Linked DNA regions of Mus musculus: regions 1, 3, 4 and 5 are each linked to region 2. Evidence: chromatin loops called from intact Hi-C (ENCODE). Cell type or tissue: heart. All regions are shown on one strand. Each heading gives the region's core, and the rest is flanking DNA. Links, peaks and the distances in the headings are about the cores only.

Region 1 (5,776 bases), core at 211-5,210, 90 kb after region 2:
CCCTACCTTGCCTGGCCAGCACGGTCCCTAAAGGAGCAGAGCCCCTATAGTGAGAGCATTTGATCATGTCATTGTGGGGAGCTGCACCCCAACCCCTCCTGTGGCCTGCTCTGTCTCAGCTGGGCTGTAGAGCTCTGGGCTGGGGTGGCTTCCTGCCTTGGGAACACAGGAAACCACATTGTTGGGATCTAAATGGCCTTTTCCTCTAGAACTTGGGTCAGAAAATGCACACACACAGCCACAGTGTGCACCTGACCTGGCCATAACCACCCCAGGCCTTGGCTCTTCCCCAGCCACCGGGTCACCCATCTGTTCACTGAGCCCGGCCCATGGCTCAGGCCTAGAGGCTAGAGGTATGCAAAGGCCACAGTGCACAGATGTTTGCTCAAACACTATTCTAAGTGTTTCTGTAAGGTGTTTTTGAAACAAGATTGAAAGCATTTTAAATTAGTAATGGAACCTGTAGTGATTTGAATATGTTTGCCCTGCCCCCATAGACGCATGTGTTTGAGTGCTTGGCCAACAGGGAGTTGGACTTTTGGGAGGTGTGGCCTTGTTGGAAGAAGTGCCTCACCATGGATGTGACTTTGAGGTCTCCTACATGTGCTCAAGCTCCACCCAGTGGACCTCAGTCTCCTCTGGCTGCCTTTGGATCAGGAGGTAGAACTCTCAGCTCCTTCTCCAGCACCATGTCTGCCTGCATGCTGCCATGTTTCCCGCCATGATGAGAATGGACTGAACCTCTGAAACTGTAAACCAGCCCCAATTAAACGTTTGCCTTTATAAAAGGTGCCTTGGTCGTGATGTCTCTTCACAGCAATGAAACCCTAACTAAGACAGCCTCTAAGCAGAGCATGTTACCCTCTGAGGTGTGGATGAGCCTTGTCCAATCAGCTGAGCACTGAAGAGGAAGCGACTGGACTCCCCTAGCAAGAGAAACTTGGCCAGAACCCTGTGCTTGAACTTGACCTGCAAGACTTGTCCCCAAGTCTCCAGCCTAATGGCCCTCAGCAAAACTTGCCAAACCCCCATTGTCACAGGATCCAGTCCCTAAAAGTCAATTGCTATGTTCCCATCCATATATCTACCCATTCATCTCTCTATGTATCCTTCCACCCACCATCCACCCATCGTATATTCAGTACATACCTACAATCCACCCTTCCTTCCATCCATCAGTCCATCCATCCTTCCATCCATCAACTCATCCATCATTCCATCCATCCATCCATCAATCCATCCATCCTTCTGTCCATCTAGAGATCTAGCCTTCCTTCCACCTCTAGTCTGTCTTTTGTGTTTTGGGCTTTCACGGAAGGGTCCGTGATTCTCTCCTGCCTACTTCAGCTGCAGGAATGCCAAGTGCAGGGTGGGGACGGGTGACATCGGTGGAGCTGGAGGACTAGGCAATGAGAAAGCAAGTGACAACCAATCTCTTCAGAGCCAGGGCTTCCTCCTGGCAGTAGAAGGGCCCTGTGGAGACAGGGTCCCAGATGCTGACAGTCCCTACCCCAGCCACCCAAGCCCTTCAGCGTCTGGTCCAGTTTCACACTGTGTTGAGGTCAAGACTCAAAGATTGAGAGAACCCAGAAAACACAGGTTACGCTCTAATGACAAAGAATAAAAGTTCACCATGTGTGGGGAGTAGAGCAAGCCCAGGGTGAGTGTGTGCTGTTGACACAGCTACAGTCATGTCAAGGGCACCAAAGCCTCAGACTCATACGTAACTGGCAAAGCCCCTCCCTCCCCACTGGGGTGGGGCTCAGAGGGACTGCAAAGCTTCCCTCTGGTCTGCGTGTGAATGTTGACAGCATGCAGAAAATATCCACTGTAGCTTTCTCTCCCAACCACCAAGATGTTTACAGCCTGAAGATTGCCCCCCTACAGAGACAGCTCCTACAGAGACTAGCTAAACTTGCCTCCTCATTCAGAGGTATACACTAACCCCACTCACTGTTCAGCTGTCTAATAAACACACTAAACTACTGAGCTATGGCAGTTTCTCTATCAGAGAGCCTAGTTCACTGGGTCCCAACTTCTCTGTCTCTCTGAATATATGTTCCTCTCTTTTCTTCATTCCCTTGCATCCCAGAAGCCATACAAGGACTTGGTAACCATGGCCCCTCCGCTAGGAAACAGGTTGTACATCCATATCTGGTGGTCCTGGCTGTGTGAATCAATGGATAGATGGATGGATGGATGGATGGATGGATGGATGGATGGATGGATGGATGGATGGATGGGTGGATGGGTGGATGGGTGGATGGATGATGGATAGGTAGACTGGGTGGATGGATGGATGGACTGACCAACAGGATAAAGTGGATGAGTCTATAAGTAAAATGAATAGTGGATGGATGGGTGAGGGAAAAATATGGAGTAGATGAATGAACATAGGATGGATGGATGGATGGATGGATGGATGGATGGATGGATGGATGGATGGATGGATGGATGGATACCAGAGTCATCCTCCCACCTCCTTGCTGGGCTGCTCACTAGGTCTTCTGAAGCCAGGTCCTGACACCCAGTGGAGTGTCTGGCCTGGAGTCCAGGCTTTCCTCAGCCTCGAGGTTCAGGGTGAAACTGGGGGTACCCATGCACATGGGAGTCAGATGCACTGTCAGCCAACCCTAGGATTCCCTTTCTCACTGTTCCTGCTTCTGCCTCTCAGGAGAGGGGAAGATTCCAGGAGGAAGAGAGTGAAGAGCAAGAGGAGACAGAAATGAATTTATATGACCTGAAGGTACAGGACAGGATGGAGGCTGTTATATAATCAAAATACGGAAGTTTAAACTCTCTCCCCCAGATCCCTTGTGGAGCCCCTGCTGGATCTCTTGGGAGAAAGGCGACTCCCTGTGGCTGATTTGGGTATTGCAAGCATTTTGTTGGCTAGATCAAGGCTAGGTGAGTATGGACAGCAATGCCTTTGGCCATTCAGGCATTTCCTGGAGACAGACAGACAGACAGACAGACAGACAGACACACACACACACACACACACACACACACACCATAGCTCTCTAGTCAAACAGTCCTACCTCCATACCCAACTGCTTTCCCTTGACCCCTCCAGAGTTCAGATCCCAAAAGCCTCACTCTGGCCCTAAAGACGAATGAAAGACACAATAACCACCAACCTGTTTTCTCATCTATAAAGCAGGTATAAGACCAGCATCTTGCATAAGCTATAAATACTTGGTGCTTAGTCCTCAGTAAGTGTCTTAGCAATTGTTCTGGGCTCTAATACCCACTGCCTGGCTCCTCTGAGCTTTGACATGTTGGGGGAAGTACAGACTGATAGGTTGAGCCGGAAAGAGCTCAGTCCCCTAGCATGGGGTAGGATGGACAGGACAAGGGCTGAGGCTCGCAGGCCTGTAGCTAGTGCTGTGTCTCAAAGGTAGTGAGGACTCCAAAGGCTTTAGCCAGGGTGTTGGTATAACTAGATACACACTCTTCAGACCTAGAGAAGCTACTGGAGAGAGGGTTAGAGAGGCAGCTGCCTGGGTAGGAGCCATAGTGGGAAGTTCAGAGACTCAGCCACACAGAGACCCTGGTGGTAGACAGGATGTAGGGCTGAGAGAACCTCATCTGTGCAAGTAACCAGGTTTGCAGGGAAACGGTGTTAGTCACAGGTACTGGCTGCCCTTCAGGATCTGTGACAAGACAGTTCTCTCTGGGACACAGAGACCCTTCTAAAAGCACATGACATCAGTGAGTGGGAAAGCCCAGTTAGCCCACTGGGATTTTGGGCTGTTTAAAGTCAACTCAAACCACTGGAAGTAGAGGACAGTGGCTCTACTTCTTTGCGCTGGGGGCCAGGGGGTGCAGGGGACAAGCACACGCTAGTCATGTTTCTTCCATGCACCAACCATGCACTTTGCATACTCTGACTGCACATTTCCCATGCACTAGCCACAAGCCTTCCACACAGCAAGCATGCCCCTTCTGGCACCTTCCACATTGCCAATATGTACCTTGGTTGGTTGGCTGGTTGCTTTTTCAAGACAGGATTTCTCTGGCTGATTTGGAACTCACTCTCTAGACCAGGCTATCCTTGAACTCAGGGAACTCGAGGATCTGCCTGCTTCTGCCTCCTGAGTGCTGGGATTAAGGGTGTATGCACCATCACCCAGTGCTATCATATCTTTCATGATCTCCATGGCATCCGAATGACTTTCATCACCTGCCACTAGACTCCGCCACCCTGACCATCCCCACACAGCCACATCCTACACACAGACCTTCCTATGCTACCTGGTTACCATCCACGTTAGACCTATACCTTCACACAGTCTCTACCATTAATCACCATGCCATCCACTGCCACGTCATCACACACTCCATGTGCTTGTCACCTAGCTAGGTGTTCAGTGTCCTCCAAAAGATAAGAGATAGGCACACATGCTCAGTAGAGACCCCACACACCCCAAACCAGACCAGTCCAACAACAACAACAACAACAACAACAACATGCCCTGGATCCCATCAACCACGCACCTTTGCAAACACAGCCTTCCCGAGTGATGGCCTGCCGGCAGATGCCACAGGGCTTCACCTTCTTGAAGGCCTTCACCTTGAAGTGGTGGGTCTTGGGGGCCTCCAGGTCTTCTGGCTGTGGGAAGAAATGCCCAGAGATCAATCAAGTGAATACTGGGGTCTTGGAAAGGAGGCAAGGGCAGAGGAGGAAAAACTGGCCAGACAGGAAAAACCAAGGCAAGTACCCTGGTAGGAATGAAGTGCCTAAGGACCAAGAACAGTATAGGGCTGATGGAACAGTCATGCCAGGCTCCCAGACTAGGAGGATCAGTGGACAGGGCACAGACAGTGACTGCAGACTCTAGCACCCAGGCAGGGCTCACCCTCTATGGCTTCCACTCATGTTTCTCTTCCCACTCACTTTGGTATTTTAGGGTACAAACTAAACTGCAGTTAAGCGACTAAGTTTAAATGTGCGTCTTCATTGGGCAGAGCTAACGCTGAGTGGCCTGGCGCTTGCCTAGTGTAAGATCCTGATCTGCTTCCCAGCCATTACAAAACATACATGCCGAAAGAATATTCCTTGCTACAACATACCCAGTGCACCTCGTGTAACTATGTTCCAGTGGCTATTGCATGACTCCTCCCAGTTAAAACCTCCCACAGGAACCCCAAGTTCTGGACACCTTCTACATACCAACCACATAGCCCATATGTACCTTCTACACGCCAACCATACACAGTCCTGGGACCTCCCTTAGCAGCAAATTGCTTCACTCTATTGTACGCTCTGTACAGATGGAGTTATCAGTCTGTAACCTAGTGTGCAGGGTCTCTCATGAAACATTTGCATGTTCTGATGTAATGCAGCCATTCCTTCTGCTTCGCGGCTGTGTAGTATTCCAGGTGTGAGTGCAGTAAATGTATTTATCTGTTCCACGGTGGGTGGCCCCGAATCTCTGTAGCCCACATTCCAGCATGTCATTTCCCTGTCTTCAGACTACCATTCACCCTAGTCTGAGGGTCCTGCTGCCTTCATTTTTATTTCCTATTCTTTTGTTGTTGTTGTTTTGTTTTGTTCTTGCGGCGGGGGGTGGGGGTGGGGGGTTCGAGACAGGGTTTCTCTGTATAGCCCTAGCTGTCCTGAAACTCACTCTGTAAACCAGGCTGGCCTCGAATTCAGAAATTTGCCTGCCTCTGCCTCTGCCTCCCAAGTGCTGGGATTAAAGGCGTGCGCCACCACACCCGGCTACCTATTCTTTATATTATGAAAATATTCGAGCTGGAGAGATGGCTC
Region 2 (5,776 bases), core at 366-5,365:
TGTCTGTGTGAGTGTGTGTCTGTCTGTCTGTGTGAGTGTGTTCTGTCTGTCTGTCTGTCTGTGTGAGTGTGTGTGTGTCGGTCTGTGTGTGTATGTCTGTGTGTATCTGTCTGTGTGTGTCTGTGTGTGTGTATTCCAGACCTGAAGTTGATTTAGACAGAGCCTTAAGTGGGTAGAAGACTCTAGCCTCCCCTAACCAAATTTCTTCCTCCTTATTGCCACCATCCCTACGTACATGCACCCCTCTGTGGGATCCTTGTTTCCGGCCTCAGCTGGCCCCACAAGACATTTTCGAGTTATCACGACAGAAACTACATCATGTTTCTCTTTGATTCCAGCACTTAATACTGATCCCGATATTAAGACACCTGGGAATGCTAGAAAACTGACTCCTGGTGGTCACAGGGGACAAGGCAGATAGAAAAAGAAAGAATGGAGCAAGCAGTAGAGAAAGGTGGGAGGCACAAACATCCCAGAGGTCCTGAGGTGCAGGGAACCAGAAAGGAACTGAGCTTGGTCTCGTTCCTAGGCCACCCCAACCTAAGTCCTGACCGGTCCCATTCTCCTTCAGTCCCCTCACACTGTCACCCCTGAGACTGGACAGACCACATGGTTCAGAGAAGATGGTTCCTGCATCTGCGACACCATCTCACACTGGGCTCCTCTCCTGCTACAAGAAGAGGCAACCCCATCCTGCCCCTGTCAGGGAGCCCACCTTTGAAGGCCTCATCCAGATCTTCCTTCCCAAAAACAACCCCCAAGTCATGGATGGCACAGGTGTGGAACTGCACTCGGAAGATGACGTCTCGAGCCGGGCTCCGGAATTTCTTATGATAACACTTCAGCTGGATGAGAAGTGGACAAAGGGGGGAAAGTCAAGTCTCAGAGAGCTTCTTAACTGGCTTCATCAGCTGAGTCCCAAATCTCACCCCAAACCCACGAGAGAGAGATCAGAAATACCAAAAAAGACCTCAGAGCTCTTTGGGAGACTTCTAGAACAGAAGAGAAGGGGAACAGTCTGGCGTTGTGGGGACTAATGCACTCCCAGCTGTTCCCGAATAGAGGTGGGCATTCAAAAAGGCAATGTGTCTTAAACTATGGCAAGCAGGATTGGCATTAGGACTGGGAGTGTCTTTGTCACTAGTCTAGAGCTAGAAGGTCACAGTTCACACTGAGTGGCAGTTCCCTGAAGATGTCCCAGAGCAAAAGATGAAACTAGGAAAAGAATATTCTCTCCAAGGGAAGAAGTTGGATCATGATGATGTGTGTCTGGGAGGGATACAGGAACCCACAGTTCTAAACTCAAGCTTACAGGGGAATAGTCGCATGTCCCATGTCCCCAGGGTAGGTCAGGAACAGGACAAGAGAAGGGATACTTGAGAAGGAGGGTAGAGCTCACCAAGATGTCTCCCTTCAAGAGCAGCCCTGGTTCAATGGTGATACAGATGCTGGCCTGGCTGTCTCCAGGGATGTTGCTGAGGGAGAGAGGTGACGAGGGAGCTCTGCTGAGGAAACAGCCTCAGCTCTCCCTTCCTCCTGACCCACCCCATCCTCCTTCACAGACCACTTACTAAATGCCAGATGTGTACACAGGTTGCATGGCTTGGTAGATGCGGAGAAAGGGCCGGCACCCTGTCAGAGAGGGGGAGGGGAGTGTGAGGTTAGAACCAGAAATGGTTGGAGGGAGGAGGGACAAAGGGAAAGGCAAAGAGGGAAAAAAGAAAGAGAAAAAGAAGGAAACACGAACATAAAGGAAGCCTAACTTCCCTTCTCAGTCATTTTAAATAGGCAAAACATCGACTCCTCCAGTGTCTTCTGCCACCAGGCATGACCAGGAGTCAACCTGACATTGCAGAGTAGGGTTGAGCTCTTCTGAGAGCCCCACACAAGCCCAGATGATACCACAGCTTACCACCCAAGAAGGAAATAGAGGCTGAAGGGAAGGGATGGGGCAGGTACCTCCTTTAGACTCAAAGTTGGGGATGCCGTGCATGATCACATGATGCAGAAACAAAGGCTTGTTGTTCATTTTGATGGAGCCAGAGAGTAGGCCACTGAAGTAGTGCACATATCTGCGCAGGAATAAGGTGTCATTAGTGAAGGGACTGTGTAGTCCCTTCCAGCCACCCACTCACCCAACCAGCCATCCACCCACCCACCAGCCTTTCCACACATCCATCCACCTACCTATCCACTCACCCACTCATCCACCCATCCTCCACCCACCCATCCACTCATCCACCCACTCACATATCCACTCACCCAGTCACCCACCCATCCTCCCCATCCATCCATCCATCCATCCATCCATCCATCCACCCACATATTTATCTACCCCTCTATACATTCATTATTTATCCATTCTTTCTTTAAGAACACCACCGTAGGCTACCATCTACCCCCATACACATGACACATGCACCCACCCAGGCCACATGATAGTTAAGTTTTTCCAGCCAGGGCATGCCTCCAAACTTGCTGAGCCCCAGGATGAAAATGAAAAAAAAAAAAAAAAAATCTGCAAATTTCAGAGCCTGGAACTCACTTGGCGTTCTCTAGCACCCTCTCGTGGTGAACATGAGTATCTCTCTCACGTCTCATTTCTAGCCCAAGCATCAAGTAAACACCCCTAACAACTTACTGAGGCAAACCTTACTTATGACTATTCTCATAGACCCTAATATATTCTCAATCTCTCTCTCTCTCTCTCTCTCTCTCTCTCTCTCTCTCTCTCTCTCTCTCTCTCTCTCTCTCTCTCTCTCTCCCTCCCTCTCTCTCTCTCTCTCTCTCTCTCTCTCTCTCACACACACACACACACACACACAGAGGAAACAGTAAAAGTTTGATAACTACAGTACTTATTTTATTTCTTCCTAAACGTATGGAATTTTGTATATTAACTTCTTGACTTGGGATCTGAGATAATTAACTTCCAATAAGTATCCTAACTCTAAGCTGGTTTGTAGTTGGGTTTTCGTTTCTTTAGCGATTTTATTTATGCTGTGTGTGTGTGTGTGTGTGTGTGTGTGTGTGTGTGTGTGTGTGTGTGTTGCTAGAGATTAGACCTGGGGTCTCCTGCATGCTAAGCAGTCAACAGACTGAGCCACATAGGCAGCTCCAGAAACCTCCCAGTTCTTCTAATAAAAATCTTGCTGCCGGAACAGAAGGGGACTGAGCCATCTCGTTTCTTTCTAGCAGAGACAGAAAGCCAGGTCCAGAAAGAGTTGTGACACACATCAAGATCACATAAATCAGGGAATGGGAGAGGGAAGGAAAGAAGGAAAGTCTAGACTTTGAAGCATCTCCAAACCACAGGTCAGTCCTCTGGTGCTGGCTGGTTGACATTTCCTCCTTTTCTGATTCTCTAGAGAGCCAGGTTGAACCAGATAAACCAATCAAATGCAGCCTGGGACTCTATAATAGCCAATAGCTCCACAGGAGGGTAAGACTCTAATTATGACACCAGAAGACCTCTCCCCACCCCCATCTCTTGGCCCCTAGGCCCTCCTCCAGTCCCCAGTCCCTGAGCCTGGGTGGGGCCATCTCAGTCTCCCCTAGCAAGATAATCTGATGGGCACTGCCAGCTCCTATTCAGGGCCCTGTCCAGTCCTCCCCCCCCCCCCCCCCCCCCGCCCGTTACTCAAACCGGAAACCTGGAATGGCAGGTTTCCATCAGATCTCCTGACCAGGCCAACAGGATGTGTCTGTGTTCTGGGGACAATGAGTCCCGAGGGCGGGTGACAATGAGTGAGTGACCCACAGGCAGAGCCCCTCCCGCTCACTCCTTGCTTTCCCTGTCCAACTACCGGGTTCCCTGTGAGCACCACTGACAAGGGAACAGAGGGAAAGTGGCGGGGAATGTTCCGGAAGCCAACAGCTGCACTTTCTCATGTGTGTAGAGAAGGTGGCCTGCCCCCAACACAGGCACTGGCCCATGGGATCTGTTGGCAGACACGAATAACGCACACAGTCAAATTCACGTGACAACTGCATTGCACGCAGGCATGTGAGGAGGATTGGACCTCTTCTCTTTCTCATTAGGGGAAGCTTGGTCTCTGCTGCTCGGCATCACAGCGACTGTTCAGCCCACCGTCTCCAAGTCTCAGGGAGACACAGGGATGCTCCACATTCTTATTCATAAGTAGACTGTAACCTTCAGAACCAAAGGTGACTGAGACCAAGCTGTCGTGTGCACATGACAGACCCCCGGGAGCTGGTGCGTGGTATCCGACCTGCACTGAAGGCTCCTAGGAGGCCAGTAGTCAGTGAGGATGTGCTGGGCTCCTGGGTACCTGGCAAGTACTTGTGCACTTGTACTTGGGCTTCCAACTACAATGGCAACAGTCCTCAGGACTGACTGCAGCTCCTATCCAGATAAGCAAGATGAGGGCATGGATGTGTATTGGGGATCCTCAAGTATAAAGAGGCAGAAAAGGCCCTTGGAATCTGCAGCTAAGTCCTTAGGGGCTCCAGAAGCCATGGGAGCCTTTAGCCTCCAGCCTTCCTGCCTGCTCTGCCCAGCCCCCCTACTCTTGGTCAGGTCTCCCCACTTCCACCCTGCCCATTCAGACCTTACCCCTGGCATGCGTTACTCTGACCCAGCCCCATTGGCTGCCCGTCACTCTAGCAGTAGTGGTTTGAATTTTCTTCAAAACCACCTATTGGCCTCTGCAGCAACTATCTGTTTGTAAGCAAGCACTTGCCCACACACATCCTTGTGTGAAAGATTTAGTGCCTTGTCCTTGGTGTGAGAATGGGGTTGAGCCAGCACAGGTAGTTAGCAGGCCCACCACACACAGCCATACCAGAATTCCTACTTTCTAGGTTTCCAGTCTAGGCTTGGGCTTGCTATGACTGCAGCCTCCCCGGGATTGGTTTACCCTTGATGCTGCTCATGGCCCCTGTGGGTCAGACATCACTGAATGTCACAGGTATCATCCATGGGCAGATCCCTGCAAGGTAGCAGGTGGCATTGCCAGACCCTGACTCCCAGCATCCTAGCTCTTGCCCACATTCCAGCTCAGCCACCACTCACTGCGACCCCTGGCCCTGGCTCTACCCTGACCTCAAGTGTCTCATCCGTAAAAGAAGGGTCCCCTGGATATCATCAGTGGCCCAGGTAGGGCTTCAAAGTCATCTCCACCAGAGATTCCAGGCTGTCTCCATAAAAAACAGCCAGTTCTGTCCATCACCCTCCATGCCAGAGCACTCCCCAGAGTGGGTCTTCTCTTTCTTCCCTTCTTTCTCTCCTTTTTCTCTTTCTCCTTCTCTATTCCATTTCTCTTGTCTTCTCTCTCTCTCTCTCTACTCTGCCCTCTCTCCCTATCCCTCTGTTTCTGCCTCTCTGTATTCTCCCCCAACCTCTGTCCTTCTTCATCTCCAACTCTCCCCCCTCTCCCTTTGGCTTTTTTTTTTTTCACTTGTTTAATGCCTATACTCTAAAAAGAACCACAGCTCCCTCAGGGAAAGGAAGGGACTCTGCTCTGTCAGCCTGGATGTCCCAGTACCCACAGCTACAGCAGAGTTCCTCAACTGTGGCAATGAATGACTCCATCTGGTCCTGCTTCCGTCTGGGCTATTACTATGACACTCCAGTAAGAATGTGTGGCTGGGGCCCTTAGCAAAACATTATAAATTCTCCCGAGAGAAGGTGTCTCTTATAGAGCTACCTATGATCTCCCAGGACAGGCATTAGGGACATCAATGTATGTGTACTCATCCACAGGCTGGAATGACCCTGCCACCAGGGCCAACCAAGAACAGCATGTGTCTTCCT
Region 3 (5,776 bases), core at 475-5,474, 210 kb after region 2:
ATGACGGATCGGGTCCTTCGCCTGTATAAGATAACCAGCATCACCAGCGAGTTTCCCAGCAAGCTCAGAAGGGACACCAGTGCATAAAAGACAACTAAAGCCTGCCTGTTGGTTATTGGAACTCTCTTACAGGGGATGAAATAATCTCCAGTGGGCAGCATTCCCGTGATATTTCCAAATTCTTTCTCAAAGTCACCCTCAGGATTAGTCCAGATGAAATATTCAGCCTCGGCCATTGTTTGATCTAGGTGAAAGGTAAGAAAGAGAGATAAGATTTAGTAACCAAATTCAAGTGTTGTGAGTGTTGAGGGGGTAGTATTGGCTTCTCTGTTGCCTTGACAACCAAAGTTCACCCCCTTTGCCTTCAACTTGAACTTTGGTAGGTTAGCTTCCTAATGCTGTCAAAGTCCTTGGACAGTCAGTCTGAGTATAGAATAAAACCCATGGGAGATACCTTTGCCTTCAGTTGGCTCTACAGTTCTCAACTCTATGCCCAGCTCTTCCTTGTCTCCTCTTAACCATCTTTGTCCTCAGCCACGCCCCTGGGTTCAGATACAGTCACCAGGTTGTTCTTACACTCAGGGAAGAGCCAGCACACAGCAAACGGAAGGAGGCAAGGTGTATCTGGGCGTCCCCTCCAACCTTATGTCTTATATATGCCCCCTCATTATTGTTTGCAATTTTTGTAAAGACATATTATTTTTCATTGCTTTTATTTATGTATAAGTGCATATGAACTTGTCTGTGTGTCTATATGTAGAGGTCAGAAGAAGGCATCTGATCCCTTGGAACTGGAGCTACCAGGAGTAGCGAGCTGCCCAAAGTGGGTCCTAGGAACCAAATCCTCAGGAGCACTCCATGCTCCTAACCACTGAGCTATCTCCCCAGCCCCTTGTTTGCCTTTCTTAAAACCTACCTGGAGAAAGAGGTGATAACTTCAGATTACATTACACTGTACTCTGCGCCTTGTCTTCTGATGAGATTGTCTCCAGCTTTCACAGTTGTAAACATCGCGTCAAAAGCACACAGAAGAGGCCAAAGCAATGATTCAGTGAGGTGCCTGCGTGCTGCCAAGCCGAAAACCTGAACTTGATCCCCAGAGCCCACATGGTAGAAGGAAAGAACTACCTCATGTAGGTTATTCTCTGGCCTCCACACCTAAGCTCACACACACATTAAGCGTGAAATAGAAAAATTTTAAATGCATGTCAAGGGTTGGTGAGATACCTCGGCAGAGCTTGTCACACAAGCCTGACACCTTGAGTTTGCTCCCAGAATCTATGATGGAAGAAGGAAACCAGCTCCTTAAAATTGTCCTCTAGCCTCTGGCCTCTGTATATAGTCCTGCACACTTGCACACACACACACACACACACACACACACACACACACACACTTGAGACATGAGAACACGTGTGCACCTCTACCCAACACCAGGGCTCTGTAATCTGGAAGTATTTAGAAGTTAACTGAGTTTAAGATGAGGATACAGTTACCTAATGCCCACTCTCAATGGCTACCTTACCTGGGGCCTTTAATCCCCAAAGATTTCCACTTATCAACTGCAGATTGTGGGAAGATAGGGAGCTCTCCCAGCTTCCAGGCCTTGGATTCTATGGCAAGGGCAACCACATCCCTACCCCTTGGGATGCTCTCTCAGTGCCAGAGTTTGCATCTTCACAGAAGATGAAGGTTAGAGAGAAGCAATCAACACTGAGCCAGGAAACTGTTCACTGCAGCCACATAACAGGAAAGCAATAAAAAGCAATGGCTGAGGGGAGGGGGGCTGTGACCGTAAGCACCTAGGAAGTCAGAGTTGCGTACCTAGACACAGTGAGGGGACAAGAAACCATTTATCAGAAATCCCTTAGTCCCACAGAAACCAGTGTGTTTTCTAAAATAAAGTTGGACCAAGCCTTCCTACCCCAACATGTGGACTGACACACAGCTGACACAGGCGTCCTACCTGAGGCACCAGCTGGGTCCGTTCCTTGTGTGCGGGAGGAGCCTGCAGCTCAGGAAACAGAATGATCAAACAACCGAAGGGACTGGATGAATAAAAGAAAGAGGGAGAAACCACACCTCCCCCTAGAGCCCCGCCCACATCTGCATTTGGGTACAGATGAAGTCATGGGGCCCGGCAGTATCAGAGATTCTGAGTTCCGTAGGCTTAGCAGGGTGACCCTGCAGTTAAGGGTGTTCTCTCTAACTCCTTCCCTCCATAGATGATCACTTCTACCATCTTCAGTTTCTTGAATTTACCTGCACGTGCCACCCCTAAGTTTCCTAATAGATTACCTTGAGAAGTTTCTAACTTCCCAAGGGGAATAAGAAAGGGGGCAGTACAGACTTCCTATAACAGAAGTTTCAGAAGTCCACGGTGGGAAAGACTTAGGGAGTCTAAAGGAGAACTTAGCGGAAAGCTGGTGGTAGGGTCTACACTTAAGCTGTGTTTGGACAGCACGCAGACATTTATGTTGGTGCTGGAATAGAACCCAGGACCCAGTGCATGCTGGGACAAGTATCCTACCGCTGAGCTACACCTGCAACCCCAATGCTTGCTGTTTTGTTTTGTTTTGTTTTGTTTTGTTTTGAGACAGAGTCTCTCATAGCCCATGCTGACCTTAAGTCCATAAACCTTCATCTCTCTCCCAAATATTGGCATTACAAGTATACACCACTATGCCCAGCTATAAGCACGCCATTTTCACTTATATTTATAGGCATCTTTAGGGTCATGTGGTAGAGATTTTGGAAGGAAAACCTTTCCTTTACACTCTCTTTTACTTCCAATTATTGCTTGGTTACAGTAGAGCTGAGGTTTGGGGCATGGCCACTCCTTCCCTGAAGTCTATCAGAAGATCATGAGGGCTGGGAAAACAGTGAAAGACCATCTGGGGGTGATGCCATTACTGCTCCCCATTTGGTACTGAAGGACAGCTTCTTTAGGAAGCTGCCTGAGAAGTCCCTGAGCAACTCACAGCTGACCCCTGACTTTATTCCTAGGGTTCAGTGGACTGGTTAGTTTGAACTATCAACTAAACACAACCTAGAGTCATCTGAGAAGGGAATCCCAATTGAGGGATTTCTCAGATCAGACAGGCCTGTGGGCATATCTGTGGAAGATTGTCTTGATCTCTAATTGATGTAGGAGGGCCCAGCCCACTGTGGGAGGCACCATCCCCAAGCAGGTGGCCCTGGTCTGTATAAGAAAACTTGGTAGGGATGGAAAAATGGCTGACTGGGTTAAGAGCACAGACTGTGGGCTGGAGAGATGGCTCGGCAGTTAAGAGCACTGACTGTTCTTCCAATTCCCAGTTCAATTCCCAGCAACCAGATGATGGCTCACAGCCATCTGTAATGGGATCCGATGTCCTCTTCTGGTGTGTCTGAAGACAGCGACAGTGTGCTCATAAACATTATACAAACAAATAAAAGAACATGGCCTGCTCTTCTGGAGGACTCAAGGTTGGTCCCCAACATCCACATGGTAGCTTCAAAAGGTCTGTAGCTCCAGTCTCAGGGGAAATCTGATGCCCTCTGCTGGCTTCTGAGGGCAGCACATGCACACGGTGCTCAGATGTCCGTGCAGGCACAACACCCACGTACACAAAATTGCCTATTCTATGCATGTCAAGATGAACTTTTCCTGCAAGTGGTTTACAAAGAATTGCGTTTAAAATTTAACATTTTCACGCTTATTGCCTGTTATAATTTTATGCTTATAATTCCCACGGTAAAAATGCCCTCTATTATCTTGTGTACATTTCAATACCATAATCCTTCTTTTCCAAATAAAAATGAAACCTTCAGTTTCAGAAACTAAAGAATGTTTAATGAAAGCCAGCCAGCCACGGCCCTGTGAGTGAGCCAACAAGAAGTGTTCCTCTGTGGTTTCTGCCTCAAACCCCTGTTCAAGATCCTGCCCTGAATCCCCTCAGGGTTGGACCAGGACCTGTACGCAAAATAAATCCTTTCCTCCCCTGGGTTGCTTTTAGTCACAATCTTCTCTCAGAGAAACAGCGATGAAGCGGGAACTCTCCTAAACCTTTTCCCACTACACTGTGAGTTCCACTATGCTGTGACAATGCGTTTGCAGGGGAGGCTCCTGCTTTGCGCTGTCTGCAGCTAGAGAGCAAAGGTCCCCTTTCCAATTCGCCTTTGGACCTGTCCTCTGCCAGGAAACACAGCATGTGACTGCCAAGGGTTGTCAACGAAATGCTGTTTCTCTCGAAACTCATGGAGTACACCTCACACTGCACCACTCTAAAAGGGTCCTAACTAAGACAGGGGTCAAGGTCTGTCTAAGACTCAGATTTTAAACCACATATAGTAGTGCACACCTATAATCCCAGAACTCAGGAGCGAAGGCGGGACGTTATCATAAATTTGAGGCCACCCTGAGCTACATAGTAAATTCCAGGTCAGCCAGGGCTACCTAGAAAGACTCTGTCTCAAAAGACCAAACAGTAGATAAATAAACAAACAAATAGGGGTTGGAGAGATGGCTCAGCAGATGCTCACTAGATGCTCTTGCCGAAGACCCGGGCTCGGTACCAAGCACCCACACTGAGCAGATCACAACAGCTTGTAAATCCAACGTCAGGAAATCCGGCCCCTAAGTGCTACTCGTGCATAGGGCACACATACAGGTAAAATACACACAGCAAAATACCTACACACGTGACATCATAAAATTTAAAATTTAACCCAGTGGTGGCACATGCCTTTAATCCCAGCCCTTGGGAGGCAGAGGCAGATGGATCTCTGAGTTCAACACCAGCTTAGACTACAAAGTGAGTTCCAGGACAGCCAGGACTACACAGAAAAACCCTGACTTGAAAAATAAAAATAAAAGATTTTCTTTTCAAAACATTTTTTAAAAATTAAAATTTAAACTAGACAAAGATCTACTAGCTCAAGTTCTTTGAATATAGTTATCACTTGCTTTTCCTAAGTCCCCTGTTGAGGCAGTTCACAACTTTTGTGAATTTTTATGAATCTTGGAGCAATTGGGAAGGGCTGGATCAGCCCTGCAGCCCAGGAGCAAAGGGGAAACAGCCCCTCGGGATGAGCGTGGTAGAGACAGCAGCCTTTTCAGAAAGATAGAGCTGGAGAATGAAGGTTAGAAGCATCTCTCAGCTCAAGGTCAGGTAAAGCATTTTGCTGGAGGAAGGGAAAGGCACAAAGATATAGAGAGAAACAAAGCATTCCCGGTTGAAAGGGCAAGCCAGCCTCCCAATGCATCTTCTGCTCTCCATTTCCCACCCACAACCGCTCCCAAGCATACCAGGCACAGTGTTCCCAACAGGGATGAACACTCAGTGCCACAAAGATGACTGTGACAGACGCAGCCTGGATGCCAGGCAACCAGCGATGTGTGGGAGTCTTCGTGATATCATCCTTAACACTGTCTCAAACTCAATGATTTGCCATTGAGGTGGACAGCCACACAGTAGGGCTCTGTGTGGTCTTTCATGCATGCGTACACACTTTTAACACATAAACATCTGTTTACATCCTTCCAGAAGAATCCACTTCGATCTGAAGGTCAAAGGGGAAGCGGGTTTTCCCCCCTCTCCCTGTGACATCCCCGTGGTCACAGCAACAAGGTTAGAGGACAAGTCTGTGACTTGTGATGAGCCAATCAAAGCCAAAGTCAGGTGTTTGCTCAGTGTGAAGCATGTTACGTCATCTTGAGGTAACTGATGGACATTTCTGTTACCACAAATGACAATGTTGTCTGAGAACCCAAACAAACATATCCAGAAGGAAG
Region 4 (5,776 bases), core at 304-5,303, 60 kb before region 2:
ACTGTAAATATATACTGAAGATGTTTCTATCCTGCGTGTGTGTGTGTGTGTGTGTGTGTGTGTGTGTGTGCGTGTGTGCATGCATAATGCCACAACCTGCATGTGGAGGTCAGAGGACAACCTTGGCCCTTGCCTGCGACCTTGTTTGAGGCAGGGGCTCTTGTTCACTGTTACATATGCCAGGTTAGCTGGCCTGTAAGCTTTTAGAGACTCTTCTGTCCCACCTCCTATCCCAACACAGAAGTATCTGATTATAAACACACACTCCTGTGTTCTGTTTTTACATGGGTCCTTTGTTTGCACAGCAAGTGTTTTACCCCCTGAGCCATCTTCTCTGCCCCAAGAACACTCTTCCGGGAACAGTATGGGCCTGGATCGGAAGTCAGCTCAACTACCAGGTAAATGTACAATGACTGCAACTGTTGCAATCAAGCAACAGGAACTCTGTGAGCCTTAGAGTGTTCCTGTGTAAAGCAAGGATAACAATTCCTAATTACTCAGTGGGCGGGGGATTAGATGAGTCCTTAGCTCAGGCTGCCACCCAGCATGTGCTCAATAGGAGGCTGTGACAGTGACAGCCATCCAAACAACATACTCTCCCAGCTTATTATTCCGTCCTCCTCATCCCGCACACTGTCATTACAGCATCCCTATGCTAGCCATGCTTTAAAAATACAGCACACACAGGCAAGGAACTCAGGCCTACGAGCCGATGACCCACCCGCAGTCTTCCGCCAAGGGATGACTGGGACAGACGTCCTAACTTTTGGGCAAGTAGACATGTAAGAGAAGAGACACACCTGGCATCGAATACTTAGAAAAGTCCGGAAGCGTGTGAGAGAAGGAGACGGTGCTGCTCCCACTGGCCATGCCATTGGCGACAGGCGAGGAAGACACTTTCCCATTGATGGTGGCATAGTTGGGGAGGCTGCCTGCCCGGTCTCCCACTGACATTCTTCGCTTCTCTGGTAAGGCTGGTGTGGGGCTCCCCTGCCGGAAGGCTGCTGAGTCTGGCGAGGGTGAGGTGGCAGGGCTGCTCAGGCCAGGGTAGTAGGCAGGAGAGACAGGGAATGACGGTGTGGATGGGGCCTGGTAGCCAGAGGCACTGCTTTGCCGGGACAGTGTTGGTCTTCGGTCCTCAGGGGTAGAGTAGCCACCATAAGCTGCATGCCGGTCCAAGCTGGGGCTTCCAGGAACCACGGATCCAGACCCACCCAGGTGCCGGCCCAAGCTTGGGCTCCCAGGGCTGATGACTGCATTGCTGTGGAGACTGGAGGCCAGATTCCCTTGGTGGGCACCAGGGTGTCGGCCCAGGCTTGGGCTTCCCGGAGTGGTGACCACACTGCTGTGGAGGCCTGGAACTTGATGGCTTCCCACTGGGTGCCGGCCCAGGCTGGGGCTTCCAGGAGTGGTAGCTGCACTGGCTGGGTGGCCAGAAACCACGTTACCATGGAAACCTGGACCAGATGGACCCATCACCTGCCGATGGCTCAAACTGGGACTACCAGGGGCAGCCATGGTGGGGTTGACGGCCCGCCGGCCAAAACCAGGGCTAGGTGGAGTGTTGGTACCCACTGTCCTGTGTCGTGCCTGAGGGCTCCCAGGTACCATGTGGACACTGGCCGCACTGTACTGTGGCTGGCCTTGGCTTTCTGGAGAAGAGCTGAATGGTTGGAGGGAGTAGTCAGGGCTGTTGTAGCTGCTGCCACCAACAGGGACAGGCGAGGAGCTCTGATAACTCAGTGCTGCAGGGCTCGGCTGCCCCAAGCTGCCTGAGCGGATGCTGGAGTCCAGCATAGGCTGGAAGGGTGTCCGGGGACCCTGGTCACTGCTCACCACTGATGGGAAACTGCCCACGGAAGTGCTAGAGAGAGAGAGAGATGACAGGTAAAAAGGTCAGTGTATGATATTTAATAAAGGGTGGACTTTGGCTGAGTGGCCAGCATCCTTCAACCACTAAGAACGGTAAGAGCTCCACTCAGTCAAGAGGAAGTCGGGGCTTTCTATATATTACATAATGGAACCATCAGAAGAGGAAACTGAGGGTCAGAGAGTTTAAGGAGTAAGCTCAGTACCATAGGGATCTAAAAGGCAAGCTTTCAACTCAGCTGCATCTGACTCCAAAACCCACACTTTCTCTCCTGACCCGCTAATCATAGCTAGGGAAACTAAAGGCAGCTGTCCTAGTGTAAGCCCTTCCGCACCACAGAAACTTAACAGAGAAGGTCAAATCACTTGGCTCTATTCCTATTAGGGGACAACTTGACTCTATTTCTCTGGGTGTTTTATCATTTCCTCGGAGTGCTAAAACTGGCCTGGGTGACTCCAAAAAGCAAAGAAAAAAAAAATCACATAGGATAGTCCCCGAAATTAGTAGACTTCAGGTTATTGGGAAGTCTATCTTTAGCACACACACACACACACACACACACACAGATCTGGTCATTAATGAGTCCCCTGTTTAGGCACAAGCTGGTAGACCCGGGACTTGTTTCAGGTGGAATAGAACAAGGTTGCCCAGAGACCAGGGGAAGCAGCCACTAGAGGGAGGCGGCAAGCAGCTGATGCTCCCCAGCCCCAGGGAAAGAAAGGTCTTTACAGAGCTAGGGCCCCAGGTAGGAGAGGCTGTGCTCTAGGGCCAGCAAGAGGCAGGGACAGGGAGAGGCCAAGACGAACACCCTGGAGACAAACTAGACTGATGACGGGGAGCTGCGGCAGGCTGCACCACGCTGCACAGCGGCAAAGGATGGTGATGAGAGTAGGGGTCCTATGGTGGAGCTCTAGAGCTTCCGGAAGGAGCAGCCCGGTACAGAGACAGAATGAGGAAGAAGCCAGGGAATGAGAGAACCTGACTCCTACCACCTCTCCATCCCTGGCACAGGTGGCCTCCACCTTGTGGGGAGGAAGGAAGGCGGACTGAACGTGTAGGAGTGTGTCTCCGTGGAGGGTTCAGAACTGGGGTCCAACGAGAATGTCTCTGTTCATCTCTTGGCAGCCTGGACAGGGCTCAGGGCTCGACCAATATGGGTGTGAGTAGCAAACTGACCCCAGTGAAGGAGGAAAGCTGGAGTCTGGAAGCCATGGGGATCCCAGCACCCAGGGCAGTGGGCTCCAGAAGAGCCAGGGGGCAGGGTCTCCACTGTCTGGGAGACTTGTACTTATTAACCAGCTTCATCCTCCCTGCTGGGCATTCTGACTCTAGACCTCGCCCAAACCCATCTCAACCTCTTTCCCATCATGACATGGAGTCTTGGTCTCACCACCCATCCTCAAAGCTTCCCAGTGCACCCCAAGCAGGAGCTTTTCTGAAGGATTGGCCTCTCCTACCCAGCCCTGGGGATCCCATTTGCTCCCTGTCTGGCTCCCTCTGATGGATTCCAGTAGCATCTGTCTATCATGATGCATCCCTGGTGGATTGCATGCTCTGAGCTGCCCTTCTGCCTACATCATGCACCCTAGTCCTCTGCCCCTGACCTACATCTTCACCTTGGTGCATCCTGACATCCTTCTGGGTTCCTGCTATATATCACCATTCTTCAACACACACACACACACACACACACACACACACACACACACACACACACTTCCCTGGCTAGAAGTAACTGTCCCTGCTTTGTGCCCCCAGATACTGTGTTTCTGGTCCATGCTGTGCACAGGTGGCACCTGTCTATGCACACCACTCAGGTCTCTGAAGAATGGAGAGAGGGAGAGAGAGAGAGAGAGAGACTGACTCCAGACACATATACCTGTAGGTTGAAGCCTGTTTCTGCCTCTGCTCAGCTACCGCCCCTTTGAGTCTCAGTTGCCTCTTCTGAGAAATGGGACCAGCAAATCTTAATTCTTAAGACTGCAGCAGAAAGCATATGACTATCCAAAGCTTTGAGGAAGGCAGCCTGTTGCCTGGGGTGGAGCTTCCCACCGGGAGACTAACAACAGGAAGGACTGTTCACTGGCGCGGCCTCAGGCCCAGATTCTTACACCATGTTCCCCACTCTCGGCTTACCTGTCAGCACTGAGGATGGGGCTGCTTGTGGAGAGGGGGCTCGGGGAGACAAAGGAGCCCCCTGGGGTCCCGTTCCTCAGGGGTGTCTCGTGCCCATAGGCGTGAGCAGCTGGTGCGCTGAAGCTCTTAGGCTCAACGTCCTGAGCTCGAGGCCCTGCCACCGCTGTCCTCGCCACGGACTCCACATAGCTCCGGGGCTCTAGAAGGAAAGAGACAAAGAATGAGCATAGATGTGGTAGGAGTCCACCCACCCTACCAGGGACTACAGCACACCCAGAGTCCAGCCTGAGAAAGAGACAGCATAGAAACCTTCCCCAGGACATTGGGGTGCTTTACTGAGGCTCCTGCTTGCCCTTACTCCCCAGCCTGAGGCGAGCTTTAAGGAGCTTTCAGAACTCTCTGCTCCCCTAGGCTCTGCCTCTGCAAAAGGCCACTAGCTCTCCCTCCAAGACTGTGCTTGTTCAAGGCTGGCCTCCCCTTTGCAGTCTTATTTCCGCCCAGCCCTAGCAGGGTCCCCAGATGCTCCTAGAGCAGCCCCAAAGCCATCACCTTCGCCCACATCTCAGGAAAGCACCCAGCTTGCTCGTTAAGCAATACCCAGTGCCAGCTACTGCACACTCACCAGCCCCTTCCTGCCAAGACACCCCACCCATGTGTGCATAACACACTCAACATTCCCCGGAAGACAGAGAACCCCGTGCCCGGGTGGAGCCAGACATACTGTGTCCACTGTGGTACAACCGACATGCCAAGCCCTGTACAGAAGGGTTTCATACACAGTATCCCCCACCTCGTGTTCATTAGTGACACAGAGGCCATTTGACAAATGATGAGACTGAGTCCTGAAGATGACCAGGCATGTTGGACCCAGGCTCCCATGGCCTCAGAGGCGAGCCCTATGCTAATTAGAACAAGGATCAGTGTTCTGGTCTTCTCCAGGGACGTTATCATATGAAGGAGGTGGATGTCATTGCCACCACCTAGGACCCTTGCCACCATCTTTGTTGCCTCAGAGAAACAAGATCTGAGCACAAATGCCTAGCTGCCACAACCACAAAATTCACCAAAGCCAGCCAGGGAAATGCTGCCAACCTGGGAGAGCCAGGCCCTGCAGCCCTTGAGGGCCAAGACCAGTGACCTAAGTAGGAGAGCCCCTTCCCAGGTTCCTCAGGACAGGTGGATGAAGGAACGTTGAGACACATAAATTAATAGCTTGCTCCCTCAACTGGAGGAAAACCTGGAAAGAGGGAGTTACCTGGGGTGTCGAGAACACACTCCATAGAGGCTCCCCACCATCCACACCCAAGCCCTGGTGATGCAGGAGCCGCCACCTGGGCACGCTGAACTGGAGGTCAGCTTGAGGGGAGAGCAGGCAGAGCCTCCCTCAGCAGCGCAGGCCTTCACCACACTTCACAGGCTACACAGGCCGATCTGACAGAGAAGGTTTGAACTTTGACCTCCCCAGGCCCCGGCACTAGGCAGGAGGAAATGCTGTGACGCACGCAGAACTGGTCAGATTCTCTGCAAACAGCTTAGGTGGGAAGGTCAGAGGGTCCCTGTCGCAATCACTCAAGCCAGTCGCCATGCATGACAGGGTCCGTGAACAACAGCCAAATGAATGGACACGGCTGTCTGCCACAGAATTCTCTTTAGGAAACAAGGTAGCAGGTGAATTGGTTGGTGGTCTGCTCTAGCTTGTCCCCTCAGCCCAGAGAAGGAGAGTAATTTGCTCAGGACACAAAACCAGCCTAGGGCTGTGCCTAGCACCAT
Region 5 (5,776 bases), core at 336-5,335, 140 kb after region 2:
AGTCCAGCAGCCCCTGCTTGAGCCAGGACCTGGGCATAAGGCTGAGATGGAGCCTTATCCATACAGATAAGGGAGGGAATGAGTCACAGCAAGCTCTCCCAAGAGGCCCCTGGAAAACCAGCTCATCCAAATGCAGACAGACACTTGTCCCTGAATACAAACATCCCTGTCCCTGTCGCTGTCACACAGGGTACATACAAACCCTCCCACTCCTCCTCCCCTGACTCACCCACCTCCAGCGCCCGCCCCTGATTTCCTTCTCAGGTCGCAGCCCCAGTTATTCACCCCTGCCCACTCCCACATGACCAATGGGCATCCCCCCACCATGGCAAGGCTGGCTGCAGAGAGTGTGGGAGGGAGTAAGAGTCCTGAGCCCATAGAGAGACCACAGAAGGGTTGGGGCCATGTCTGAAGAGCAGCAGAATAAAACAGGAAAGTGGATGGTCAGCCTGGAGAGCTCTGCCAAGCAAGAGGTAGGAGCATCAAGGTATGTACAGTGGTGTCTGAGATGCCTCCCAGGGCTCTCTACTCGAATCCCCAACCCCCAGTGAGCAGCTCAGACTTACCCTCAAAGGGATAACCCAGGATCTGAGATAGGGAGAGCTACTGTCTCCTCATCAACCCTGGACATCTTGCAAGGTAGAGGAGTGAGAGGCTCTGAGCTGGGGTGGGGGTTGGAGAGGATATCCTAATGACTTTGGAGGGACAGGAAGCTAAGAGCTCTAGCATGTCACCCCAGTTCTGTGCCCATCACCAGGAACTGGGATACCCAATTCTTACTTCCAGGCTCCCCGAGTCCTCCCCCGGATTATTTCATGAGAATCCAGCTAGGACACCAGCCACTTTGGGACACAGATGACAATTCCGTCCCCAGATCTATCATTCATTGTGACCAGTCACTGTCTACCACCTTGCAGGATAGAGCGTTCCATTTACAAGTTCCCAACCCTGTGCCTCTGCCTGTGGCATATAACCACCAATATGCTCTCATCTGTGCCCTAGTGGTGTAGCCAGTCAAGTGGTGCAGAGGAGAGTCTTGGGCACTTGACGCACTCACAAAAACATGTGCATAAGTACATATTGCCATATCGGCCCGCCTCTGTCCGTATGGAGGTGCCCTGGGATGTGGTTGCAGGATGCACTTGGAGTCAACGCTAACTCTGCTGGCCTCCAGTGGAGAAGGAACTGAAGGGCCCCAGTCTCGCCCAGAACAAAGTCAGCACACCATCCCATGAGACTGCTCCTCCTATCCCGAGAGGGAGACTAGGGTTCTGCAAGGGCTGAACTAGAGATGGCCAGTCCCTGCTGATACAAAACACCATTTTTTTTCCTCTCCAGGAAAATACAGAGCCTATGCAAAGCCCGGGGTGTCCAGCCAGCCTGCTTCCCTGGTCATCACTATTTTTGCTCCTGGTCACTTTTCAGCATCCAGGTTCCAAGACTCACCGAGAAAAGAATAGGAGGGAGGAGAAAGGGGGACTCTACTGGACCCACCCACCTCCTCAGATCCTACTGTGGGCCCTGCTGGCTCTGACAGCCCCGTTCCTCCTGGTAGAAAACACCAAGACAGCCACCATTCTGCCCCCCCCCCCCCCACTCCAAGCTAAGAGGATATTAACCTTTCTCTCCTCACCCCAGCACCCTTGGGTGGTTCCAAATTCTCACTAATAGCCTGCTGCCTCCCTCTCTCTGCCTCTTGCTTTTTCCTCTTTCTTCTTGCTTGTTTTGGGTTTTTTGTCTTACTAGTTTTGGTGTTTGGGAGAGTTTGAGTTGGGGGATTTGGTTGGTTTTAGTTTGTTGGAGAAACGATCTCACTATGCTGGCCTTGGCTTAGAACCTCCCTGCTTCAATTTCTCTAGCAGTGGATCACAGACCTGGCACCAACGTCTCACAGGTATTTGCCCTTCAAGGACACCAGAGGCCCAGGTGTGACCTCCACAGAACTGACTGCAGGGCCCTCCCACTCTCCTACCTACACCTTCCCAGACTCCTTACTGTCCCAGATGGACCGGGCTCTGCCGTGCCCGCTGCCCGCATCCGGCCCACAGCTCCCTACCTGAAGCAGCAGCCGCCTCCTCGGGTCGGGCGCCGCACCCCCGGGCTCACAGCGCTCGGGCCGCGCGGGGCCCGGCGGAGTCCCGGGGGGCTGCGGGCCGCAGGAGGGCAGAGGCTCGAGCGCCTCGCAGCACACCAGGCTCACGGTGCAGCCCATCCGGCCCGGGACCCGGCGGGCCCGGGGCGGGGACGCGGACTACCCGCGAGCCGGCCCGCCCCCCAGCCCCAGCGACCTCTCGGCCCCAGGCGTCTGCGACGTGGGGAAGAAGGGCGACGCCCCCGGCCCGCCCCGTCGGAGTCCGCCTCCGCCTCCGCCACCGCTCTGCCAGGCAGTGGGAGTGCGGGGCCTGGCGAGGGGCGGCGACACGGACGCTGGAGGCAGAAGGCGGGGAGGGGACCCGAGGGCGCGGGAAGGCGGGAGGGGCGGCGGCGGGATCCCCGGGACAGGCTGAACTGGGAACGCAAGAGAGCGACGCCGTGACTAGTGAGCGACTGAGAGACTGACACCAGAGAAGGGATCTGAAGGGACAGAGACGGTGGCATGGAGGACGAGGGGAGCGCCGGGGTTAGATCTGGCTCTGCACCGGGCAGAAGGGCGGGACATGGAGCAGAGAACAGCACGTTTGGGGATCGCTCTGAGCCCTACTTACAAGTAGTTCCTCGAGCTCGTAAAAGTAGTTCTAGAAGTCCCTAACCCTTGGTTTTAAGTGACATGCCAGCCTGGCCTAGAAAAAGGATGACCCCAGCACCAGGAAGTTGAACGAGAGCAGCGGGAAAGACCACCCTACACCGAGCAGCCCACCTGGCGTTTCCATCCCCGGGAAGTGGGTACCAGGGCTGGAAGGAAGGCACCCCAACACTGACTGGGATCCCGCAGCTGGCTGGGGTAAGAGGAGGGAGAAAGACACTTGGTGGCCGTTTGCCCCTTCTCCCCACCTGTGTCACTTTCAGTCCAGTGACAGAAGAGACAACTCGAGAAAAGGAGCCCACTAGCGCTTCTGTCAGCCCCTTTCCGCCATCTACTGGCAACAAGACAGAAAGACAGGAGCAGGTGCCCGGGAAAGGAAGCCCCTGCCGGTGTTGTGTTTTGCCACCAACTGGCCTCATGCCAGATGACTTTGAGGAAGCCACCCATTCTGCCTCAGTGCCCTGATCTTTCTCTACCACTTCTCCCTGGCCAGGGTTGGTCCAGCCCCCTTCAGGCTGGGCTGAGTCACTCCCCAGGCAGGAGAGCTGGAAAAGACTGTGCAGAGCCCACAGTCACAAGGGACATACTCAGGCTACAGAATCCTGCCCACATCCCAAACAGACAAGCTTTTCTCAGGTGAGCACGGGAGTCCCTGGGCTTGGGGATTAGGTAGAGAGACCCTAGAAAAGGTCTGTAGAGAACTTCTTTTTTGTTTGTTTTTTGTTTTTTGTTTTTTTGAGACAGGGTTTCTCTGTATAGCCCTGGCTGTCCTGGAGCTTACTTTGTAGCCCAGGCTGGCCTCGAACTCAGAAATCCGCCTGCCTCTGCCTCTCCAGTGCTGGGATTAAAGGCGTGCGCCACCACGCCCAGCTTGTAGAGAACTTCTGTCTAACCCTTGGTGTACAGGTCAGGAAAGTGGAGCCTAAGAAAGGGTGACCAGTCCAGGACGGGACCTTTATCTTCTGACTCCCGATCCTGGGCCCCATGCACTGCTGTCCTAGCCTTTCTTTTCTTCTTTTCCCTTTCTTCCCCCCATGATCCACTGCTACAGGATCATGCCAGAGCTACCCTGCCCACAAACTCCAGCACTCCTGCCTGGGAAGCTGGACACCTGGCCTGGCTTTTGATGCCAGGATCTCAGCCTAAGCTCATTCAACATCCTTCAAGGGCAACAGTATCCCTCTCTGAGCCCCAGGACCCTTGAGAGACAGAAGTAGAGTTCTACGAGAGAGGGTGGTGGGATTCAAACCAGGCACCCTGCTCCCCACACCGAACATTGGTTCAGTCCCAATGTTGCACCCTCTGTCTACTTCTGCATGCTTTCCCAGAGAACATACATTTTCCACTCAGCTGGGGCCCTGGAAAGGATGAATGTGGGTCCCAAGGCAATGACACTCTGCTGAGGCTCAGGGGCTAGTCCGGGGGAAAGGAGGTGACAGTTCCCCTAGCTGGGTGTCCCCATGGTGCAGGCATTCTGTTCGACTCATAAGGAAGTCTGAGCTCAGCTTACAGCTTTGTGATACTGGGCTGAGATTTACCCTCTCTGTGCCTAGTCACCATGTGTAATGCTATGCTCTGGAGGCTACTAAGGGGATTGAATGAGACAAAGATGTCAGCAATGGCCAGGGTGACCAACACCAGTGATAGCTCAATAAGTAGAGACTGCTGATACCATTGCATGCACTAGCAAGATTTTGCTGAAAGGACCCAGATATGGCTGTCTCTTATGAGACTATGCCGGGGCCTAGAAAACACAGAAGTGGATGCTCACAGTCAGCTATTAGATGGATCATAGGGCCCCCAATGGAGGAGCTAGAGAAAGTACCCAAGGAGCTAAAGGGAACTGCAACCCTATAGGTGGAACAACAATATGAACTAACCAGTACCCCGGAGCTCTTGTCTCTAGCTGCATATGTATCAAAAGATGGCCTAGTCAGCCATCACTGGAAAGAGAGGCCCATTGGACTTGCAAACTTTATATGCCCCAGTACAGGGGAACGCCAGGGCCAAAAAGGGGGAGTGGGTGGGTAGGGGATTGTGGGGGTGGGTATGGGGGACTTTTGGGATAGCATTGGAAATGTAAATGAGGAAAATACCTAATAAAAAAAAGAAACAGAAAAAAATTAAGTAGAGGCCATATTCATGTCTTTATATCAGTCTTCAAGACACAACTGGCAGCTGGGTGGTGATGGAGCATGCTTTTAGTGCCAGCACTCAATAAGCAGAGCCCACCCTGGTCTACAGAACAAGTTCCAGGACAGCCAGGGCTACACAGAGAAACCCTATCTCAGAGAGAGAGAGGGAGAGAGAGACAGACAGAGAGGAGGAAGAGGAAGAGGAAGGAGGAGGAGGAGGAGGAGGAGGAAGAGGAAGAGGAAGAGGAAGAGGAAGAGGAAGAGGAAGAGGAAGAGGAAGAGGAAGAAGAAGAAGAAGAAGAAGAAGAAGAAGAAGAAGAAGAAGAAGAAGAAGAAGAAGAAATAATAATAACAACTGGGATTCCTTGCATTAAACTATAAAAGAAAAAAGAAAAAGAAAAGAAGGAAGAAAGAATTGTGCTTCATTCTGCCAGTTAACTCATTGTGTGACCCTGGTTTGCTCTCATTCCCTCTCAAGTCTAAACTCTCATCCCGTCCATATGTAAGGAAAGCAAGCAGCTGAACCCAGAGGATCACAGGGAATCCCATCACTTCCGAGTCTTCATGGCCAACAACGGGACCATCCTCAAGATCAGCAGAAGCCTGAAAAGTGAGTATGCCCTGTGAGATTTTTTTTCTGGGGCTGAGTTTCAGGAGACAGGAGGAGTCTGGAGAGCATCTCCCTTATAGGCCTGGCTCCCTGATGTCTGCTCTCTACCATCCGCCTCACAGATGCAGTCTCTGCCATCCTCCAGGGATATGGGGACGGGCAGGAGCCAGTGACAGAAACCAGCGCTGAGCTACACAGACTCTGTGGCTGCCTGGAGCTGCTACTGCAGGTGGGACCCTCTACCTTCCCTCCCCGCCCCTGCTGATTCCTTAGCTTTCAATACTCTGG

Evidence for each region. Peaks named below come from ENCODE experiments on the same cell type or tissue, not always from the same donor. Only the 100,000 strongest peaks of a DNase experiment are listed, where the experiment ranks them.
Region 1: it touches region 2 in a loop (4-fold over the local background); 24 of 42 quality-filtered maps call a loop at or near these places.
Region 3: it touches region 2 in a loop (2.0-fold over the local background); 2 of 42 quality-filtered maps call a loop at or near these places.
Region 4: it touches region 2 in a loop (2.7-fold over the local background); 12 of 42 quality-filtered maps call a loop at or near these places.
Region 5: it touches region 2 in a loop (4-fold over the local background); 13 of 42 quality-filtered maps call a loop at or near these places.

What each region holds. Positions count from the first base shown.
Region 1 is chr1:74,074,699-74,080,474 of GRCm38, forward strand. It overlaps Tns1 (tensin 1), which reads right to left. Exons shown (of 33, transcript NM_001289895.2): 2 at 4,501-4,615. Among named protein-coding and RNA genes, the nearest start is that of Gm31637, 18 kb to the right of the region's middle. In heart, for the core only: CTCF peaks have their summits at 635 and 2,856; DNase peaks (open chromatin) are centred at 213 and 2,853; H3K27ac peaks cover 690 bases; H3K27me3 peaks cover 454 bases.
Region 2 is chr1:73,984,304-73,990,079 of GRCm38, forward strand. It overlaps Tns1 (tensin 1), which reads right to left. Exons shown (of 33, transcript NM_001289895.2): 13 at 1,960-2,072; 14 at 1,572-1,632; 15 at 1,400-1,475; 16 at 716-845. Among named protein-coding and RNA genes, the nearest start is that of Gm39664, 44 kb to the right of the region's middle. In heart, for the core only: a CTCF peak has its summit at 2,576 (motif pointing left); DNase peaks (open chromatin) are centred at 2,318 and 3,668; H3K27ac peaks cover 1,379 bases.
Region 3 is chr1:74,192,626-74,198,401 of GRCm38, forward strand. Cxcr1 (chemokine (C-X-C motif) receptor 1) reads right to left here and starts at 2,006. Exons shown (of 2, transcript NM_178241.4): 1 at 1,967-2,006; 2 at 1-244. The coding sequence starts at 236. In heart, for the core only: a CTCF peak has its summit at 3,556 (motif pointing left); no DNase peak of the experiment used is centred there.
Region 4 is chr1:73,923,906-73,929,681 of GRCm38, forward strand. Tns1 (tensin 1) reads right to left here. Exons shown (of 33, transcript NM_001289895.2): 23 at 4,007-4,205; 24 at 801-1,864. Among named protein-coding and RNA genes, the nearest start is that of 6030407O03Rik, 62 kb to the left of the region's middle. In heart, for the core only: a CTCF peak has its summit at 2,549 (motif pointing right); DNase peaks (open chromatin) are centred at 1,506, 2,666 and 4,696; H3K27ac peaks cover 531 bases.
Region 5 is chr1:74,122,236-74,128,011 of GRCm38, forward strand. Tns1 (tensin 1) reads right to left here and starts at 2,313. Exons shown (of 33, transcript NM_001289895.2): 1 at 2,057-2,313. The coding sequence starts at 2,212. Rufy4 (RUN and FYVE domain containing 4) reads left to right here and starts at 3,306. Exons shown (of 12, transcript NM_001170641.1): 1 at 3,306-3,379; 2 at 5,357-5,488; 3 at 5,611-5,717. The coding sequence starts at 5,443. In heart, for the core only: CTCF peaks have their summits at 1,165 and 3,081 (motif pointing left); DNase peaks (open chromatin) are centred at 2,386 and 3,056; H3K4me3 peaks cover 1,867 bases; H3K27ac peaks cover 1,119 bases; H3K27me3 peaks cover 1,503 bases.